2 separate regions of the Homo sapiens genome follow, and region 2 is linked to region 1. Evidence: chromatin contacts called from ENCODE Hi-C or POLR2A ChIA-PET data. All regions are on one chromosome and are shown on one strand. Each heading gives the region's core, a stretch centred on a gene start or an enhancer-like site at or near the end of the contact. The rest is flanking DNA. Distances are from core to core; before and after follow the strand shown.

Evidence for each region. A loop is a pair of places that touch in the nucleus more often than their neighbours do. ChIA-PET counts read pairs that join two places held with the same protein, here RNA polymerase II (POLR2A). Pooled maps may share reads with other maps.
Region 2: a loop to region 1 is called in a pooled map, with 2.0 times the contacts of the local background. The contact joins two enhancer-like sites. A Hi-C loop is called at or near these places in 5 of 50 pooled maps. POLR2A ChIA-PET finds 5 or more read pairs at or near these places in 2 of 52 experiments (GM12878 and WTC11).

The regions. Positions count from the first base shown.
Region 1 is chr1:184,560,831-184,564,542 of GRCh38, reverse strand. The region is part of intron 3 of C1orf21 (chromosome 1 open reading frame 21); the gene reads right to left. Among named protein-coding and RNA genes, the nearest start is that of C1orf21, 180 kb to the right of the region's middle. Within about 2 kb of position 2,031, at least 3 of the 41 ENCODE cell types and tissues checked have a DNase peak (open chromatin) inside an H3K27ac peak, as active enhancers do.
Region 2 is chr1:184,328,651-184,332,362 of GRCh38, reverse strand. No RefSeq gene overlaps it. Among named protein-coding and RNA genes, the nearest start is that of C1orf21-DT, 56 kb to the left of the region's middle. Within about 2 kb of position 1,947, at least 2 of the 41 ENCODE cell types and tissues checked have a DNase peak (open chromatin) inside an H3K27ac peak, as active enhancers do.

The DNA of each region.
Region 1 (3,712 bases), core at 782-3,281:
TGAGGTCAGGAGTTCAAGACCAGCCTGGCCAACATGGTGAAACCTGGTCTCTACTAAAAATACAAAAATCAGCCGGGCATGGTGGTGCATTCCTGTAGTCCCAACTACTTGGGAGGCTGAGGCAGGAGATCACTTGAACCTGGGAGGCGCAGGTTGCAGTGAGCTGAGATCACGCCATTGCTCTCCAGCCTGGGCATCAGAGCAAGACTTTGTCTCAAAATAAATAAATAAGTAAATAAGGAGAATTATTATTATTATTCTGTAAGACCAACAGCTGTGTTCTATCTCTTCTACCTAGTCCAGTCTAGGTATTTTGCATATATATTCTAACTCTAGAGTAGTAAGCAGTAGTTGTTATTATTACTTCTAGTTAGAAATGAGGAAACCAAGTTTCAGCAATTTGCCTAAGGTCTCTCAGAGGGTTTGAATTCAGGTATCTCCAATGTCAGAGCGCAGGCTGTAGATCCTGACCTCATTCAAGCATCCACGGTGAAATAATGCTAACAATGACTGTTGATCACCTCTGAGAATTCACTTTGTGCATAGTAACCACAACAGCCTTACGATATAAGTACTATTAGCATTTCTTGATTTTATAGAGGAGGAAACTAGGTCACAGAGTGGTTAAACTGCTCAAGAGCCCAAACCCCTGAGACTGTGTTCCTAAAATTCACCAGACAGTTAAATATTCTCTGTCCACCTTGTGGATTTCCACAATCTTCTTTAAGAACTTCCCCCAACCTTGTATTTTCTTTCCTAGATGGCTTGTTCCAAAAGAAAACAGAAATCTCCTCGAACCAGCCAACCAAAGCAGCGACAATGGATAGAGGATAGCCAGAGTTCAAGTAAAATCATTTTGAAAATATTTTCACAAGAAATCATTTTGCTAGATTACACTATTCTCTGCTTATAATTACCTTCAGACATTCAATTCAGGAATAATGTCAAGAAGGTGCCCATGTAACTAGACATGTAAAAAATGATAACTAGAATTTGCTTTCTAGTCTGACGGCCTGAAATTATGTATGCTAGGGGGAGCTGTTGAACAATTTTAAGGTTTTTATCCATTTGGTATTTTTAGAGTTGCATGTGGTAGTGCTTTGGGGTAGGATGAGCTTGTAATTTTTAATTAAAACCCATTTAACCTCAGCTTGGTAACTTTTAACCAACACAATGTTTTGCTGCAGAAGACATTTTAAAATAAGTTGTATTCATTACATGTGCAGTTAATTTTTATTCATGCAGAAGCATTTATCACCCATTGTTTTTTCTCCTATCACATTTAAGAACTTGATTAAAAGATAACACAACATAGGTGTTAAACCTAAAGAAAGAGGCAGTGTCTCTAGAGCATTATTGATGATGGTAAGATGTGCATCTCATAGTAGTTAACAGAATCTCTAATATAGAGGAAGCAAAGAACCAAAACCTTGGCAATCAGGAAATCTTAGCTCTAACTCTCTTGCTCCACAATTCAGCTAAATGACCTAAGTACTTGTTAATAAATCATGATGCAGAAAATACACAGGACTAGGAAGGTTAGAAAGCAGAGCACCACTTATGCTGAACTGACACAACTTTGGTCATGTAGGCTCAGTCAAAAATAGAAAATGTGATGTAAACATAAAAGGTCACACAATAGGCAGAACTACCCCAAAGTCTATATAATTAGGAATTAAGCACACGTGCAAATATATATCCTTCTCTGAACTTTCATTAGTGGTCTACAAAATTACTTGTTGTAGAACAGTGCCTACATCTACACAAAATAATTTTAGTAGTAAATGCTTAAATTTTTTGAATGAATAAAGATGATCAAGTCCAGCAGTTACAAGTTTGCAGCACTTTTAATACTTGCTTCTTAAAAGAAAATGAAGAAGAATCATTCGTGTGTGCTGAAAGGCGCTGTGTAGACAAATGACAATTTACCAAGATATCACTATGTTGCCTTAATTATTCCCTCGATGCTTCATACATTGCTTCTCCCGTATGGGGTGAATGACTTGAAGTAGGAGGCAATGTCTTTACACGCTGCTCAGATATTTCATGCAGCTGCTAGGGCTGTGCCAGGCAAAAGGAACTCAGTGAACACTTGTTGACTGATAAACTGTGCAGATGAAAATGTGAGCTACTTCCTATGTAGTTTATCCAAGTTTATGGGAACATTCCTGTGGTACGGGGAGAGATATTGCTATATAACTGCTGTTTAAAAGGTGGAGTGAACAACCTAACACCATTTGTTATAATTTACTCTTTGAAAATTACTAAGTCAAATATAATTTTTTTCTTTCCATTCTCAAGTCCAGGAAAATTGTTGCTTATGATTAGAAGATCTGACAGCTGCTGGAACACTGGGGCAAAGGGGTTTTCCTGCTTTCCATGAAAATATGTGAGTTACTCCATGTACTAGTTTTCTAGAACCATTTAGTTTGTTCTTAGAAATAGCTTACAGCAGCATCCACAACACATAGGTCCTTTTGCAGTTGGCAACAATGAAACTACTATTCTGGTACACGGGCTAAAAAAAGAAAACCTAAAAAAGGCCTTTTGGTGGGTGAAAAATGATCTTAGATAATTTTAAAAAAGAAAGAAAGAAAACTGGGGGTGGGGGGAAGTGCCCAAAGGAACATGTTTTTAAAAACCCCACTTTGGGAGGCCAAGGTGGGCGGATCATGATGTCAGGAGTTCGAGACCAGCCTGGCCAAGAGACTAGCCTGGCCAATATGGTGAAACCCCGTCTCTACTAAAAATACAAAAATTAGCCAGGCATGGTGGTGGGCGCCTGTAATCCCGCCTACTTGGGAGGCTGAGGCAGGAGAATTACTTGATCCCGGAAGGTGTAGTTTGCAGTGAGCCGAAGATCACACCATCGCATTCCAGCCTGGGCAACAGAGCCAGACTCTGACTCAAAACAAACAAACAAACAAACAACCCTAGAAACATACCTGTTCAACAAAGTCAGACTTTTGGAATCAAAAGTTGCTTTTCAGGGAGCAACTTAAAAAGATTTAGGAGAGAAAACACTTTGAGAGGTACTGGGGCTAAGGCACATGATCTGAGTATGTCCTTTGATTCAAATCTACTGATCCTAAAATGCCAGGTCTTGGCTTTATCTCATCACTGACAGCACACTGTCATCCAGATAAAGTCTATCTGTTGGATTATACCAGCCCAGGATTATACCTATATCCCTGCTCAAGGTGGTTTGGCAAAGTTCAGCAGGTATCCTTCCCTGGCTCCACCCTGAAGCCTTAAAATTAGGAGGAGGAGGGAGCTGTACACCAGAGTGTCTTTGAGGAGGGCAGTGGGTTGGGTGAGAGAACCAGCTCTGCAACACATTAAAATGCCTTCTTGCTGTGGCACTGGCAGGCTTAGGTTGGGCTAGGCAAATCCACTGCCCTGCAATTTATTCTAAATATGGTAAATGCCCTTGTCAAGATGATCTTGCTAAAACTGGATTATTCCACAAAGGCTGGAAATATACCTCTACTTAGCAAAGGATTTCTCATAGAGAACACAACAGCATTGTAAACAAGAGTCTTAACAGAATTCAGAAAATAAATCTTTCAAGAAGGCTTAAGCACATCAGAGAGCATCATTTACATACAGATAACTGGCGTACTAATTAAAAATAATTCCTATTGATTCATTAAAACAGGCAATTTCAGAGCTGCCATTAGTCACCATCTCATTAATCCATGATCAAAGAATC
Region 2 (3,712 bases), core at 698-3,197, 230 kb after region 1:
TTCAAACTGTGGTGAAGTACGTTTTTCAGTCTGACTGTCAGAGAGGTGGGAAGTTTATTATCAAGGAGAAATAGGTAAAGAAGAATGAAGCCAGTGGGAGATACCAGGGTCTCTGTGTCCCCTCCCCATAATATGCATAAGCTTCTCAAACATCATTCTTTGAGATGGTCCAGTGATGCTTCCTCAATCTTCTTTGACAATATATGCAGCCTCAAAAAGCATCACTTTCTCCATCCACATCACTGCTCTCTTTAGAAATTCCAGTACCATCTTTTTTTTTTTCTTGTTTTTGAGATGAAGTCTCACTCTGTCACCCAGGCTGGAGTGTAGTGGCCTGATCTCGGCTCACTGCAGCCTCTGCCTTCAGGGTTCAAGTGATTCTCCTGCTTCAGCTTCCCAAGTAGCTAAGATTACAGGTGTTTGCCACTACACCGGGCTGATTTTTGTATTTTTTGGTAGAGATGTAGAGACAGGTTTCACCATGTTGGCCAGGGTGGTCTTGAACTCCTGACCTCAAGTGATCTGCCCACCTCGCCCTCCCAAAGCGCTGGGATTACAGGTGTGAGCCACTGTGCCCGGCCACAGCGCCATCATTTTTAAATCAATAAGACCAATATTCCCAAGGGCACCTCTAAAGAGGATCTGGGTTCCCTGAAACCTCCTGGGTAATGGGACAGGACTAGATGATTAGGAATGTTTGGGGCCCTTCTAGAGATTTCTGGAAGACCTGTGCTGTGTTTCTTTCACTCAGCTCATAAAGTAGCCTTAGATCTAGCCACTCTGTTAGCCAGGAAATCAAGTGAAAAGATTTCATAAGAGGCCCCAGAAATAACTTCCATAATTAACATCATTGGAGGGATATCTCATCTGCTCACAATTTCTTTTTATCTCACCTATTTCTGTTGGAGAGTGTAATAAGGACTCGGAATATGGCTCCTTCTCAAGAAATTCTTAAAGAAAAATAGAACTCTTCCCCTCCCCCAACAACCGTATAGATGCCTGCTAATATTTTCCTTAGAAGAATATCACTTTAACACATATACATGCTTGAGGTATGTCGAATTGTATCTTTTATTGAGAAATTTACCATGTAATTCTGGCAGGTAGATGACCTAGATAATATTCTAAAATATGTAGTTTTCCGCATTTAAGTGGCTGAAAAGCTTAGGTCTAACGAAGTCTAATGAAGATTTGTTAGTGGACGAAAGGAGCTAGGGAAGTGCACACAGAATTGCTAAAAGGAAAGTGTCAAAACAAGCATTCATGAAGGCTGATTGAGAATCTGCAGAGTAAAACAAGTAGACACAGGCCTTTGTGGGTTCATGTGATTCCACAGCTACAGGGGAATCGGGTAGGCTTAGAAGGTTAAAGTGATGTAGTTTAAAGCAGAAATTTAAAACATAGATTCCCACTAAATAACCCTTTGATAATTTTTCAAAACAGGAAAAATCTTGCACATTTTTATTCCCATGCCATGTGAGAAATCAAATCCCAATTCTTTTACCTTCTACTCTCTAATAAATTTTTGTTTGCTTTTACTTCTTTTTGGTAAAATGAGCAAGTCCTAAAATGAGATGAACTCCATTCTAATTCCAATTCTGTTCTCAAACAAAATAAACTTTTTGTTCTTTGTCCTCCAATAACCTGACCAGTATTCTATTTTTACCTCTCAGCCCTGAAATGCCTTTGACTCTTAATTTGAATTTTCCTCATCTTGTAAATGTTCTGAGCGAGCTTTGGAGAGGTCTGCATTTGGTTCACTAGGCACAGTACAATTCTTACAAACTGTTGAGCTTCAGTTCAGGCTTCCATTATTCATACATCAAATTGCTTCTGGGGGTATGACACTTTGGACGTGATTGGAAGGCCAAGTGAAAGATACTTAGCGGTCTCACATGACAAGGCCACTTGGACAAAAGGACTTTGTACACGTGATTCACACAATGGGAAATCATGAACTTTTTCTCACCCTGTAAGTGGCATTGCGCCAGAGTAAACTTAGGAGCTACCCTTTGGCATGATTCTGGAAATCTTTTCGGCTCTGATATTTGGAGTTTTAGTACTAAAATAAAAATTAGCATTGGGAAGCACTTAATTATTTGTCATGGATTAAAACTATATAAGCTCCTACATTTTATCCAAGAATACTACCCTCTTATAGGGTAGAAGTCTCATTCATTACTAACATTTTATTTGTTTACACAATAATTTGTCATATAAGAGAATGTATATAAAAGATAAGTGTATGATAGAGCAATAAAAATGGAAAAAACAAGATAATAGACTTAAATTCATTGTTTATTTAAGTCATAGTTGTTCTTTGAGAGAACATTCATTTAAGTGAATGTTGTCCTTCCGGAAAACAAGCTTTTTCATTTAAAAAAGTGTTTTTTGGGCTGAGCATGGAGGCTTACACCTGTAATCAGAGCATTTTGGGAGGCCGAGGCAGGAGGATTGCTTGAGCCCAGGAATTTGAGACCAGCCTGGGCAACATGGCAAAACCCCATCTCTACAAAAAATACAAAAATCAGCTGGGTGTAGTGGCATGTGCCTGTAGTCCCAGCGACTCAGGAGGGTGAAGTGGGAGGATTGCTTTAGCCCCAGAGGAGGGTGAGGCTGCAATGGACTGTGATCGTGCCACTGCACTCCAGCCTGGGTGACAGAGCAAGACCCTGTCTCAAAAAAAGAAAAAGGAAAAAACAGTATTTCTGAAGCTCCCACTTTATGCTGTGCACTGTGTGTTGGCTGTTATGGAGAACGTAGGGGACTATAGAATGTAGGATCAACATAGATCCTGTTTTCAAGCAGATTACAGTCTTGTAGAGAAGCAGGGTAGTAAAATTAAGAAAGAAGTGGGTTCCCACAGTTACACTTAGTATGAGTCAGATATTTTATCTCTTTATATCTTATCTTCACAACAATATTGCAAAGAAGATATTATCCTTGTCAATTTATAGTATGGGAGCAGTGATTGAGGAAGGTGAGTAACTTCCCTGAATTTCCTCGGCTAGTAAGTTGTCAATGCGGGATTTACATTCAGATGTTTCTCCCTTTAGAGAAACAAATGTTTTTCACTATGCCCACCAACTTCCTATTTCTAGCACGCTAACCACTTTGTTTCTTAGAAAGAGTCACTCAATCATTCTATATCTTAGTTTCTTGGTCTATAAAATGAAGAGGTTTCTTACCTGGAGTGGACATTCATTCTGTTGCCTTTCCGCTAACCAAGACCAGACAGGATGTCCAGCTGAGGCCACAGCTTCACACTTGGGATCAGGGCTGTTGGAGTGCCCTACATTTGATGGGGGGAACACAGTCAGAGTGGCGGAGCCCTGAAGAAAAGTAGGATTTGGATGGACACAGAGGAAGTGGAGGGTCTTCTAGATTGAGGCAGAAGTCAGAACAAAAGCCAGCCTCCAGAGCCAGGAGTGAGGCTGGGCTGTTTGCCAGAGAGTGAGAGTTTGCAGTGGTGGAGTGAAAGGGGCCTGGGGTACAGTATGGGGAGGAGGGTTGTTGGGTCTCAAGATGAAGGAGAACCTTGATACCAGGTGTTTGCACTCAACTGAAAGGTTCACAGAGCCATTTTAAGACTTGCCAAATCACTGTGCCGCTATTTACTGCTTCAGAGTTTGAACTTAATACCTCAGCTGGTTGAGATGTTCAGACTTTGTATGATAATAGCAAATATAACTCTTGGACTCCGCAATATTAA